Regions from separate parts of the Homo sapiens genome. Here region 1 is linked to region 2. The links are chromatin loops, found by intact Hi-C in ENCODE. Cell type or tissue: breast epithelium. All regions are shown on one strand. Each heading gives the region's core, and the rest is flanking DNA. Links, peaks and the distances in the headings are about the cores only. Region 1 overlaps LOC101927166 (a long non-coding RNA gene). Region 2 overlaps SKAP1 (src kinase associated phosphoprotein 1).

What was found. A loop is a pair of places that touch in the nucleus more often than their neighbours do. Peaks named below come from ENCODE experiments on the same cell type or tissue, not always from the same donor. Only the 100,000 strongest peaks of a DNase experiment are listed, where the experiment ranks them.
Region 1: a loop joins it to region 2, with 5 times the contacts of the local background. A loop is called at or near these places in 3 of 110 quality-filtered maps.

Annotation. Positions count from the first base shown.
Region 1 is chr17:48,461,117-48,468,031 of GRCh38, forward strand. LOC101927166 (a long non-coding RNA gene) reads left to right here. Exons shown (of 6, transcript NR_110804.1): 6 at 4,331-4,924. Among named protein-coding and RNA genes, the nearest start is that of SKAP1, 34 kb to the left of the region's middle. In breast epithelium, for the core only: no CTCF peak of the experiment used is centred there; no DNase peak of the experiment used is centred there; H3K27me3 peaks cover 1,684 bases.
Region 2 is chr17:48,238,262-48,245,176 of GRCh38, forward strand. All of the region lies in intron 4 of SKAP1 (src kinase associated phosphoprotein 1), which reads right to left. Among named protein-coding and RNA genes, the nearest start is that of SKAP1-AS2, 53 kb to the right of the region's middle. In breast epithelium, for the core only: no CTCF peak of the experiment used is centred there; a DNase peak (open chromatin) is centred at 2,990; H3K27ac peaks cover 2,749 bases.

The DNA.
Region 1 (6,915 bases), core at 856-5,855, 220 kb after region 2:
TTGAGCCCAGGAGGCAGAGGTTGCAGTGAGCCAAGATCGCACTATTGCACTACAGCCTGGGTAACAGCAAGATTCAGCCTTGAGGAAAAAAAAAAGTCATAGAACTGCCTTATTTTCTCTTATCTTTCTTTCCTAGCAGTTTATAAATTATTTATTTCCTAGCAATTTGCAATTATTTTATTTGCCTATTTTCTTTCTTTTTATTTGTCTGTCTCCCCCATTAGAAAGTGTTTCCATAAAGGCAGGAACAATGTTTGTCATATTCACAACTTTATCCTCCAGTACTCAGCAAACTCTGGCATGTAGCAGTCCCAAAAAAAAAAAAAAAAAAAAAAAATTCAGTAGAGACAGGGTTTCACCATGTTGGCCAGGCTGGTCTCAAACTCCTGGCTTCAGGTGATCCACCCTTTTCAACCTCCCAAAGTGCTGGGATTACAGGCGTGAGCCACTGTGCCTGGCCAAAAAAAAATTGTTAAATAAATTCTTTCTAATAAGGGCATGTCACTAGAGCAGGTAAGGGGGAAATAATGAAAAAGAGATAGGATTTACAGTCTAAACATCTGGCTTCTACACTATGTGATCTTAGATAGTTCAGTGGTGTCTTACTCTGCTCCAGCTGCTGTAACAAAATACCATAGACTAGGTGGCTTATAAACAGCAGAAATTTATTTCTTACAATTCTGAAGGCTGGGAAGTCCAAGATCAAGGTGCTGGTAGATTTGGTGGCTGGTAAAGGCCTGCTTCTTCATAGGTAGTGCCTTCTTGCTGTGTCCTCACATGGTGGGAAGAGCAAGCTAACTCTCTGGGACCACCTCTTTTATGAGGGCACTAATCCCATTCACGAGGTCTCTACCATTAGGACCTAATCCCTTCCCGAAGGTCCCATCCTATACCATCACCTTGGGGGCTAGGATTTAATATATGAATTTGGGGGAAACATAAAGATTCACTCCATTGTAAATGGGCACCTAATTGTGAAAAACTTTGAATCATAATAATACTCAGTCAATGGAGAGCCACTGAGTAATTTTGAGCTGTGGAAGGACCGATCAAGACAGCATCTTGATAGCCGGGCATGGTGGTGCATGCCTGTAATCTCAGCTACTCAGGAGACTGAGGCAGAAGAGTCACTTGAACCTGGGAGGTGGAGGTTGCAGGGAGCCGAGATTGCGCCACTGCACTCCAGCCTGGGCCACAGAGCAGGACTCTGTCTCAAAAAAAAAAGCATCTTGAGATGATATATGTGATCACTGTGTTCAGAGATGGTTTAGCAGAGAGAGGGAGCAGTTAGAAGGTAATTTCAAGGTGAAGGAATAAGGGCCTAAAGTGTGGGGTGGCAGTGGGAGTGAAAAGGAATGAGATTTGGATGGATGGAAGATTCAATAGTTCTATCACCTGATGGGAAAGGGAGGCAGGAGAGAGAGGGTGCCTAAGGAAGCGCCATGATTTTATACCTGTATAGCTGAAATAATAGAAATGCTCTTAATAGATACATGGAAGTTGGAGAAGAGGCCAGCTGTGTTTGGGAGAAATGATAATGTATTTTAGACAATAGAATTTAGACAATGGCTGGTTATGAAGCGAAAATGCCTAGCCCTTAGGTAGAAATTCAGGACTAGGCCAGGCACAGTGGATCATGCCTGTAAGTCCCAGCACTTTGGGCGGCCAAGTAGGGTGGATTGCTTGAGTCCAGGAGTTCAAGACCAACCTGGGAAACATGGCAAAGCCCGGCTTTACTAAAAATACAAAAACTTAGCTGGGCATGGTGGTGCGCACCTGTAATCCCAGCTACTCGGGAGGCTGAGGTGAGAGAATCACCTGAGCCCAGAAGGTCAAGGCTGCAGTGAGCTGAAGTCACACCACTGCACTCCAGCCTGGGGGATCAGAGTGAGACCCTGCCTCACAAAAAGAAAGAATAGAAAGAAAGAAATTCAGGACTACACCTTCAGAGAGAAGTCAGAACAGAAAACCGCTTGTGGTCATTGGACTCATGGAGGTGACAGGTATAGGAAGAGAAAAGCCAGAGACTGAAGCCAGCTTGGCACACTGCCTAGTTAGCAAGGGCAGGTGGGGGAAGCCGTGGCTGGTGAAAGGGATAGAGAAACAAAATCAGCAGAGGGTCTCAGAAGCCAAGAAAAGGGAGAATTTTGTGGGGTTTTTTTTTGTTTGTTTGTTTGCTTGCTTTGGTTTTTGTTTGTTTGATTGCTGGGATTACAAGCATGAGCCACTGCACCTGGCTGGAAAGGGAGAATTTTGATGTCCAGCCCTGTCTTCTCTGCGACCAGCATTGGCTGTCAGACTTCTTAGGGAGCTCTCCTGTAGGAGCAGAGCGTAACATCCTTTAACCAGACTGTGTTGTCTCTAACCACCTGGGTGGCTGAGGGAGTCCCAAGGCTTTGTGAGCCTTTGAAAGAAAAATCCAGGGAAGGGAAAATGGAGAAATATAATCAATAACAACAGCCTCGTTTTTTCCACTTCATATGCAGGAAGCAGTCCAGGGCTGTAGCTGCTGCTATGCTGGGTGTACTCTGGATATTCAAAAGGTCATCTGGCATAGAGACAGGCTAAATTATGGCTGGAGTGTATGAATCTGAGGAGGTTCTCCATTAACATTTATTAGGAATTGTCATCACTTCAACTCGAATGGGCCCCAGATGTGGAAACCCCGGCTGCCCCAGACTTCTCTTCTGGGCTGCAATCTCTCCTCTGATTTATTGTTATTAAACATGACCAGATTTTGTAGAGGGGAAAATTGAAGAAAGCAACACACGCATGGGGAACCATTGGGTGGAGGCTGCCAAGAGAAAAACAAACCATTTTATAATTTCTGGTGGCAGTGGGAACACATGGAGATGAGAGCTATTGTTACGAGGCTCCATAGAGCCTATTTCCTAAATCAAAAAGACACAAGCCTCAACTTCCAGGCAGTCTGTTTGAAGGGCAAATGTCCTAACCCTGAGGATGAGAGAGGGGCAGTTGAAGACAATGAGAAAGGCTAAGAATAGAGAGTTAGTGCTTAGAATTTGGGAAGCCATGGCAGGGATCCTCTTCCTTAAAATATATTACCTTACAGGGTGGATGGCTTCCTGGGAGTCATCACACCCCCACTGGATGTTAGGTCATTATGCTTATCAATAATATTTACTCTCTCATTGTGTAAATATTGCAAGGGATACCAAGAAGTCAAAATTAGAGTCCCACCTTCTGGTGATCTATTTCCTGTCTTTACTCAACATAATTTTATGAAGCACATCCTAGGTATCAGGCACTGCTGAAAGTGTTGAGGGAATATTAGTAAATGAAAGAGACAAAGACTCTCTCAGAGTGCTCTCTGAGCACTCACAAATCTGTAGGGGACAAACTCAGGAAGTAATTAAAATTAGCTACTAGACAAAAGTGTATAAAAGGAAGGCAGCTTAAAGAAAGACACCGTGTTAAGAGTCAGAACACCTGAACTCCAGTCCTGGCTCTACCGCCTAAGAGTCTTATGACTTCAGATGAGTTGGTACATTATTTAACTTTTGTGAACCTCGATTGTTTTTTGGGTTGTTTTGTTTTGTTTTTGAGACAGGGTCTCACTCTGTCACTGAGGCTGGAGTGCAATGGTGAGATTATGGCACATTGCAGCCTTAACCTCCCAGGTTCAAATGATTCTCCCACTTCAGCCTCCCAAGTAACTGGGACTGCACGTGCATGCCACCATGTTGGGCTAAGTTTTATATTTTTTTAGAGACGAGGGTCTCACTATGTTACCCAGCCTGGTCTCAAACTCCTAACCTCAAGCGATCCTCCCATCTCAGCCTTGCAAAGTGCTGGGATTACATGCATTAGCCACTGCACCCAGCCAAACATGAGCTCCTTGTTTGCAAAATAGTAATAAACCTGCCCTAACTATCTCACAGGTTTGTGTAAAAATTAAATGTGGTAATGTAGTCAAAGAGTTCCTTATAAACTAAATTGCTCTATGGCGTCAGGTTTGTAAGTGCCAAATAAATGGAAAGGTGGGTGTTATGGGATGGTTCATTTGCTTGCCAGGAACCTGGGGACACATCCTCTTCCGCTTTCTTTCAGGAAAAGGGGCAAGCAGGACTATCCCCAGGCCACCAGATACATGCCCCTTGGGGAGTCATTTACTAGTAGGGTCTGAATATCTGGTGCTGACTTCACTAGCAAGCCATCACTGGGAAGCCCTCCCTTACTGTGGCTCCTGTTCTTAGAACAGTGCATGGAAATTATCCCATGTGGGAACTATGGTAAGTGAACATAGATAATGAGGAAAGTCTCAGAAGGGCTACATCTAATTATTGTTCTTGCATTGTCCTCCTTTCAGAAAATTGTCTACATTCCTGCCTGGGCATGGTGGCTCATGCCTGTAATCCAGCACTTTGGGAGGCCGAGGTGGGCGAGTCACTTGAGTCAGGAGTTCGAGACCAGCCTGGCCAACATGGTGAAACCCTGCCTCTACTAAAAATACAAAAAATTAGCTGAGCATGGTGGTGCATGACTGTAATCCCAGCTACTTGGGAGGCTGGGTCAGGAGAATCGCTTTAACTGGGAGGTGGAGGTTGCAGTGAGCCAAGATCACGCCACTGCACTCCAGAGTGGGAAACAGAGCAAGACTCCACCTCAAAAAGAAGAAGGAGAAGGAGAAGGAGATTATCTACATTCCTGAGGAGGAGAAGTTGTACTTAAACTACCTTGATCCAACTTCCAGCTTTACAATCATTGCCCCCCACCATGCATATATCATACATATATACCTGCTAGCATGAATACCTGCATCATATCTAGAATTAATGGGAATAGTCATAGGGCCAATCTTTCTTATATCAAGCAAGCTGAACAAGGGTCCAAGGGATAAGGCCACAGCTACTTCCTCCTGCTTTAGAACAGAGCTAAATAAACCTGTTCCTAAGTCTTGTGAGTTATTGCATCCTTGCCTTATAAGGAATGAAGACTTAACCTGCTTCCTGGCAGTCATTACTAACTGAGTGAAGATTCCCATTAATCCAGAAATGGGAGCCTCTCTGGCTTGCATATGTCCAGGAATGGACATACCACCCACAGTTTTACTCCTGGTGGCCAATCGGTCCCGCACACAAACACAGGCACATCTTTTATTTAATGCTCAAGATTTGTGAACAACTCCCAGCACTGTGCCTTCCAAAGGGCTTGCATTAAGTGCTGGTGAAGGAGCAGGGACCTCTATCATGGCCAGAGCCAGTCAATAATGACACCCTGGCAGCTCTCAAAGGTGCACGAGTGGAATGGCCATTGAGCTACTCCATGCAATGAAAAGTTCTAATGGGGAGTGGGGACACTTCTCTCCCCAGTCCCATCCCATGGCTTGGCTGAAAATTTTTTTCTTTTGGGAGATCACTGGCTTTCTCCAGCAACCTTGACTATAAGGATGAGGATGAGGAGAAAAAATAAGAACTGCCGAGTGTGGTGGCTCACGCCTGTAATCCCAGCACTTTGGGAGGCTGAGGTGGGTGGATCACAAAGTCAGGAGTTCAAAACCAGCCTGGCCAAGATGGTGAAATCCCGTTTCTACTAAAAATACAAAAGAAAAAAAAATTAGCCAGGCGTGGTGGCGAGTGCCTGTAATCCCAGCTACTGGTGAGGCTAAGGCAGAGAATTGCTTGAACCAGGGAGGCAGAGGTCACAGTGAGCCGAGATCATGCCACTGCACTCCAGCCTTTGCAACAGAGTGAGACTCTGTCTCAAAAAAAAAAAAAGTACACAGGGGAGGTTGTGGGGAATTTGGAATATTCCCTAAGGATTTCCTCCATTGAAGAGGTCTGCTTTAAAGTACTGGGGGTCCACAAACTCACCCCATTTCCAGCTTGGCCTTGGGAGAAGAGGAGGACAGAGAACAGAATTCTGGATTGTTACTAGGTAGTTGGGCTGCATCAGGAAGACATTTTGGTAGAAGGAGAGGAAAGAGAGGTAGGAAGTGGGAAGGGAAGCACTAAGGGTTTTTTTTTTGACCCTGATCCCCTTAGCTAGACAAGCTCAGTGGGGCTTAGGATGGAGGTCAGGGATAGCCTAAGATCCTGTTACTGAAAGGGTAGTCTCCAGCCAGCAGCATCAGCATCACCTGGCTCTTAGGCTTCACCCCAGACCTACTGAATCAGAAACTGCATTTTAATCCCTAGGTGATAAGTATGTCCAATAAAATTTCAGAAGCATTAGCCTAGATGCTTCAATGGGAATAACTTCTTGCAGTGAGCTATTGAGGAACTGTGCTGGATAATCTCTCTGCCCTTCCAAATCCACTTGCCATCCTTATTCCCCTGCTCTTGGGACTAAGAAGTGAATTGATGAATTCGCTTCCTTTATTCATTGCTTCAACAGGCTCCCTTGTCATCTGGCTTCTGGTTGGGCTCAGCCAATGGTCAGTGCTCAAGAAGCAGTGACTTAAGTGACATTAATAGTGACTTTACCAGCCAGGCAGGGTGGCTCATGCCTGTAATCCCAGCACTTTGGGTGGCCAAGACGGGTGGATCACCTGAGGTCAGGAGTTTGAGACCAGCCTGGCTAACATGGTGAAATCCTGTCTCTACTAAAAATACAAAAATTAGCCAGGTGTGGTGGCATGTGCCTGTAGTCCCAGCTACTCAGGAGGCTGAGGCAGGAAAATCGCTTGAATCTGGGAGGCAGAGGTTGCAGTGAGCAGAGATCGTGCCACTGCACTCCAGCCTGGGCAACAGAGAGAAACTCCATCTCAAAAAAGAAAAAAAAATAGTGACTTTACCTGAAGTTTTTATAGGGAAACAGGAGAATGCATTTATAATTTTTTATGCAGCAAGCCACTGGAAAAGGCTGAGGGTAGCATCAGGATATTTATTCCCCCAGCTGGGCCTCAGGTTGACAGTGGCTATGTTCCTCAACTAAAGGCCACAGCTCCTGTGG
Region 2 (6,915 bases), core at 834-5,833:
GGGATTACAGGCTTTGACTTCAAGGACAATCAGATGAATATGATTTTAAAATATTGATTTCTATCTCACCAAGCTTCTGGGGACAAAAAGATTATCTTTCATGTAGTCATGAAACTTGACATAAGTTTGTTTATTTATTTATTTTGAGTTTTTTTTTGAGACAGGGTCTCATTCTGTGGCCCAAGCTGGAGTACAGTGGATGATCACAGCTCACTGTAGCCTCAACCTCCCAGGCTCAAGCAATCCTTTCATCTCAACCTCCTGAGTAGCTGGGACCACAGGCGTGTGCCACCATGCCCAGCAGTCTCCCTATGTTGCACAGGATGGTCTCGAACTCCTGGGCTCAAGCAATCCTCCCACCTCAGCCTCCCAAAGTATTGGGATTACAGGTATGAGCCACCGCGCCCAGTTGAGATAGGTTTAAATAGTCAAGGCCTAAAAAACAGACTTTGCTTCATGAAGTAAAAAATTGTAATAAGTGCACAAAATTAATCTTAGGCATGGATATGGAGCTCCATCACATGACTACTATTATATTGTGATCCTTGTCACACTTTATTTTTAAGATGACTCAGAGAAACAGTGAACTGGCGAAATGTTTGGAAGGCTAGTAGGTTATTTTGGCCCTGTCAGAAAGACCAAAATAATGGTTATAAAGTACTTTTTGAGATCTTCAAATGAAAGATGCCCAGAAAAAGACATTATTAATGTTGACTATGAAGATGTAGAGACAGGTATCTTTAGTTATTTGAAAAAGCTTATAAATAAAAGACAATGACTTAGTGACTTGAAAACAGAAATATCTGGCCTTACTTCTGATTTTCTATATGAATCATAACAAATCAAATGCACCCTTTAAAAATATGAACACTTGGGGTGACCACAGCTTCCTGAAGACAGAAATGAATTTAACACAATAACCATCTCTGGACAGTGAAATTCACATTCCGCACCACCACCAGCCCAATTAAAGGGAAAGAATTTCGACTTGACAATCTGCCCTTCAGTATCTCAGACCCAGGCTGAGGGCAGATCTAGTGACCTCCTCCTGAATAAAAAGGGGAAGGGGATTGGGCAGTAAATTCTGTCCTGGCGAACATCAGCCTGGCAGTAAATCGGAATCCTCTCTGTGCCCTCTTTATTATCACATTCACAGCATGAAGTTATGAGCTTCCTCACAGCTCCTGCTATAAAAATGTGATGGATGGTAGGGAAACCTCAGGGAGTTAATCTATTCTTCCATTAAATTTTACTTTAATTGGTCTGTGAGTCAATCAGAAACTCACTAGACAGTGAATTAAGAAAGAAAAGAGTGAAATAGAAAAAGCTTTCTTTTGCAGTTACTATATTATAATGCAGAATTATTCTTCCATTGAAAGAAAACTGAGACCATTGGTCCATACAAATAATCCCTGGCTCTGTAAAGAAAATGAGAGAAAAACAGGCAACCATGAATCCTACTCACTGGTGACATTAACACATATGACATTACACATACTCACACGTATCTCACCAAGGAAAAGCAGGCTTCTCAGACCCCCTCCACCCCCACCAACAGTAATTAGAATGAGAGAGAGAGAGAGAGAGACAGAGAGAGAGAGAGAGAGAGAGAGAGAATGAACTTGAATCATGGCCTCTAAGAAAATTAATACAAAGAAAAATAAGCTGTTGAGAACCTCTATCATCAGTAACATAACTCTATAGGTACAAAAGAAGGTAGATGTTAAAGACCAAAGGTGGATCAGCTGAAATGTTCATGGATTCAGTTAGTAAAATGTTTGTGCAGTATTTAAGGCCATAATGGGCTCTGATAAAGATTCTCAGAATCTAATAATGGCCTCTCTGGACTTCTTGTCTAATTAGTGGAATAAGGAGCGAGCCAGCTTGGAATTGAGCATTGCTAGATATGAGGGAGAAGGGAAAAAAAAAAGCCAAAGCTGCAAGAAAAATAAACCAGAGTAAAGGAGAAGAAAAACAAGAGCAGCCAGTGCTTTCAGAACTGCTCCTGAGCTGACAACTGAAGTTTATGCCTTGAAATATATGATAATAAGATTTTATGGGAGTGAGCCCCAGGGACCCAAATGTCTCTCTGTAAACAACGGACCTCAGGGAAAAGCCAAGGTTTGAGTAATGTACTCAGTCTCCACTCATGATAAAAAAATAAAAAAAAGCAAAAAAGCAGTGAAGACAGGAAATAACTCCTTTTATTCTAACTGTAGAACCCTGAGTTGCAGCAAATGCCCTCTGAGGGCAAAGACAATCGACAACCAGTATAGAAATACAGTTGTCCCATATTCAGACAAGGGATTTAAACCTCAGCAGCCTCAAAAACCTGAGGTTGTATGAGAAGAACCTAGTAAAGTGCTGCCTGTCCACCCTTCACACATGGGCAATATATGTCCAGAAACCAAATGGTTTATTGTGCAGTGTTGTTCCAGTGGAATTACTGGAGGGACATCAGAATGACCTAATCCTTGAAGCATGTGCCAGTTATCCCAGTGCTGCAAAGAGTTAAACCTGAAAGTGCTGCCTGTTCCCACTCGTTCACAATCCAGATTACCTAGAAAGATATTACCAGCTGAACTCCACACATAGTATGATGGCTTCCTTTGAAGACTTGGGTCAGGTAAAGCTCAAAGTTAGCCTTAAGCAACTACTAAACGATGAAAGTCCCTAGTGTACTCTGAGACTAAATCAGGTTGCCTTTAAAATTCTTCATCTTCAAAGACAACAGCTCTATCCTCTTTTTATAAATGTGAGGCCATGAGACAGCAAAGTGCTATTTCTACTGGCATTAGTTCCACCTTATATATTAAAAAGATATTTGTTGTGCCCTAATCACTCTGGGTCCAAGATCATAAGGGACCTTGTTTCTTGGTGGGAGGCTATAGTGTGAAAAGGTTACTTAGTCATCACTAGCCTCTAGCAATGCTGGAACACCACACATGGGGCTCCTCAAACAGGAAGTCAAAGCCAGTTCTGACCCCTGGATGAACTCTGCATTTTCGGGCAAGAGGCCTGATGAATCTCCAGGGACAGTGCTGCCCTGTGTCTCTGTGTCCATATGTATGTGTTTACTCCTCTGTGTGCATGTGTGGAGGTGGGTGGTACTGAAGGGAAGCAGGGTGTGAAGGTTCTGGATAATTATGAAAATTAGATCTTTTACAGCAGGCTTCAAGCTCAATTTGGGCTGACAGCTCATGAACAGATCATCTGAAGTCTTAATAGGCCAATGCTAGTTCAATAGTTGTATGGTTAAATCATGCACATTTGTGCCTCAGCTGACACAAAAAGCAGACCCAGATGCCTCACATGGATCATGCAGATAAGTCTATATTTAATACTCTTCCTCTCTCGGGGAAGGCCTAACAAAGCAAAACAAAACAGATCTAAAACCATGCTTAAAACTTTCACCAGCCAAAGAAACATTCCAACATTCTTTTCACTATAAAACATCTAATAGTAGAAATGATACATGATTGATAAAGTGATTCTAAATATACTTAATTCTGGTGTCTTTTCAAAATATTTCTGAACCCAGCAGTAACAGATATAATCTTCCAAACTGGGAGTTTTTTCCATTTTTAGTTACCTGTCCCAAAAGCACTTATTCTCTTACTTTCCATTCTTTGCTGGTAGTTTTGTACAATGATGTCAAGATATCAAGGCTCCTGACACATCCTGAATTCTGAAAGAATGTGCTTCCTGAATATTCCTGATAATGGGCTTAGTATCAAAGGGGTTAATGAGGTTGAGTTAAGACAGCATTTCCTGCTTGAAGGAGAACTGAGTCCAACAACACTAGAAGCATTTTCTTATTATTTTTCTCTGCGTTTGCAGTAACTGCTTCTCCTGGAAGCTTTACCTGGGGGAAGGGATAAAGCAATATCACTAACCTGCCTGGCATCTGGCTTCCAGCAGGGAAAGAGGCTCATCCACCTCACCCCTCGGGCTTCTTTAACTGAATTAGCTGTATTAAGTGCCTTGGTAGCCCAGGGAATGAACGTCGTTGATCAGTGTGCCTAGAAAGGCATGTTTTCAGGGTATAATTCTGCCGGAGGAGAATGGACTCCCCAGCACATGGGCCTAAACTGCAGAGTAACAGAGCCCTAAATCTCCAGTTACAGATTTACAGCCTCCATTCTCCTTCTTTACTGCAAATACAATCCGGCAGTAATGGTCTAACACAGCAACACCATCACCAACTGGCTGATGGCTCGCATAAAAGCAATGTCAACCAAAAACTATGAGTTTATAAAAGGGAACAAACCCTCAACAGTGACAAGAACATGAAACCCATTAACAATTTAAACACTCTCCATTTTTTATTTCCCACCTTGAAGCTATTATTGCTGATAGAAAGCTCCTCAGTGGAGTTAACCACTGCAAGGAAGGGTTAGGAAGCTAGCTTAACTCCTAAGACAAGGGGTTATGTGGTTTGAACCATTTGATGGTGTGGTTTGAACCTTTGTTAATAGGAAGGCCATTTGATAACCTGTAGTGCAAAAGAAGGTCTTAGAATACTGTAAGTGTGATAGGATCTCCCCTAGTAGGTCTATCAAATTATTCTCAGGAACCACACTGAATAAAAACGGTTAGAATTGGATTGGCTAGTCTATTGAATATGCCAAGACTTGAGCCTGTACTGTAAAAGGAATGGTAGAATATTTTTTGGAGAAAGTTCTGTAAAAATCAAGAATCAACTCTTGGCATTATAACAATAAATGCTTATATGAAGTTTTATTTCTGTGATAGCTCTAACTCTTCGAAGGAACATTGCCACCACAATATTTCCATTTTGCAAATTGACTATACCTGGACTGTGATGTAAAATGTAACTCGTCACACACTATTACCTTCCAGTCTTTAGGTAATCAGATACAAACATTATAACTAATTTCTCAACTTAACTACAGGACTCTCCCATTTAAAACAAATATTACTGTGGAATTCTCTGGTGAAAAATGCTTGAGCAAGCCATCTCCCTCCCTGCCCTTTCAAATTCCCTGACTTCCCCTAGTAAAAATAAAAATAGGACTTTAAAGAGATATAATAAGCCCATGATTGGGTATTTTACCCCCAAAACAAAACTTCTTCCCTTTGTTCTATAAATCAGACAAACCCAATGGCAATAAGAAAGTTGTTCTCTTTGTGGTTTTGAGCTTTTTGCATGTGTAATTTGTCAAACAGTTCATCTTTTGGAAATAGGATCTTCACACTAAAAAGGAACAAAATCCTGTTTTTGCAAAGGGGAAAAAAAGGCCATGTTGAACATGGTAACATATATCCATACGAATAGTGCCAAAGAACTTAAAGTCCCTGATTTACATATATTGTGCTGATTGTTTGAGCATCAATATAAAAAATTTAATCTGTACTAATGGGCCTGGAGGAAGCGCAAATAAAACCGAGGAATAAGTACTTGTTTTGCAGTACAATGAATGCTATTAATATATATATAAAACAGGCTTCAGTGATGCATAAGCTATTGTATTCTAAAAATATTCCTACATTTTTGGCACTTTAAAAATGTATTACCTCACAAAGGACTATCAACCTATCTGCAGACTCTTAACCTGGGCTAGCATTAAGAAAGGAATCATTTCATTCTGCTTTTGTTACATGTACATAGATTTTGAACTAAGCAGATATGGCACCTGTTGGTTTTAAATGTCTCCTCCTCTAAGAAAAAGAAAGAAAAAAGTTCAGGAGAAGAAAAAGAAGAGATGTTAAATAAAAGACAAGAAACAAGGAACTAAGAGAATAAAATTATTTTCCCCACAGTGTGCAATGAAATCAAGCTACACTAATTCTACTTATAATAATGTTAGAAAATGGTTAGCCTTAATGCCTGATAATGACCAGAGCTAATGTGGTTCTGCTTTCAGTGTGGATAATGTTTAAGGAAGTAGCAGAATGCATGGCAGCTTTCCTGGACTATACAGTCAACTCCAATGAAGCCTTTTCTCCAGCTTGAGTCATAACCATAAATACTGCCCCATCCCCACATTCCAGTAACAAAGTCCTTCCTTCCTCCTTTGCCCCTAAACAAAGGGGACAACAGTGTGTTCGGTGGGAACATCTTGAAATAAGATAACACTCCCCAAATGGAAGGAAGTCACAGGGGAGATTGACGCCATAAAGGCAGTTCTATCCTATTGAAACGCCAGCAGATGGGGTCATAAACATTTCCTTCTCCCCTTGCTAACAGCCACCAAGTCAGCTTCATCTTTATCTTTATCTTTATCTTCCTGTCAGGTCATAAATACCTCTCACTCAAGCTTCACTCACAGCTGGGCCATGCCAAGCAAGTTTACTTCCTGTTAAAGGTTCCTTTCAGCAAACATTAACAAATAGTTGGGGGAAAGAAAACTGAAAATTCTGCTGATGATACACAGTTATAATATTCCAAAGGAAGCTTGGAAACCTCAAAGAAAGGGTTTGGCCAGACTAAGAAATGACCAAACTGCCTAGCAAAAAGCATGGAGATCCACTTAAAAGAAGATGCGTTCACAGGGAAAATGAGTCAAATAATTAGTTAAAACTTATATTTACATCCAAACAAAATAAAAGAGCTGAATAGTGTCATGGGCTTTCATTCTTTCTTCTAGAACCTCCAAATGATGCATGGATGCTTGCCATTTGTTCCTGAGTCTAAAACCTGGACCATAATCGTAGAAAATGAAAACAGAAGATTTCTAGGAGTAGTAACTCAATACAAAGTCATGCTTAGGCCAAAGGTTAGAGAAAGAACACACCCCTTTACTTTCAGAATTTTGGCTCATGAGGAAGGAGTAACCTGACTCTCTTTCCTTCCTGGGGAACAGTTTTACACTTGGGAAACCATCTGCCTGAAGTACTGCTGGCAGCTCCAAAATTATAGAATCTAAAATGGTAGGAACCTGGAAAATAGTA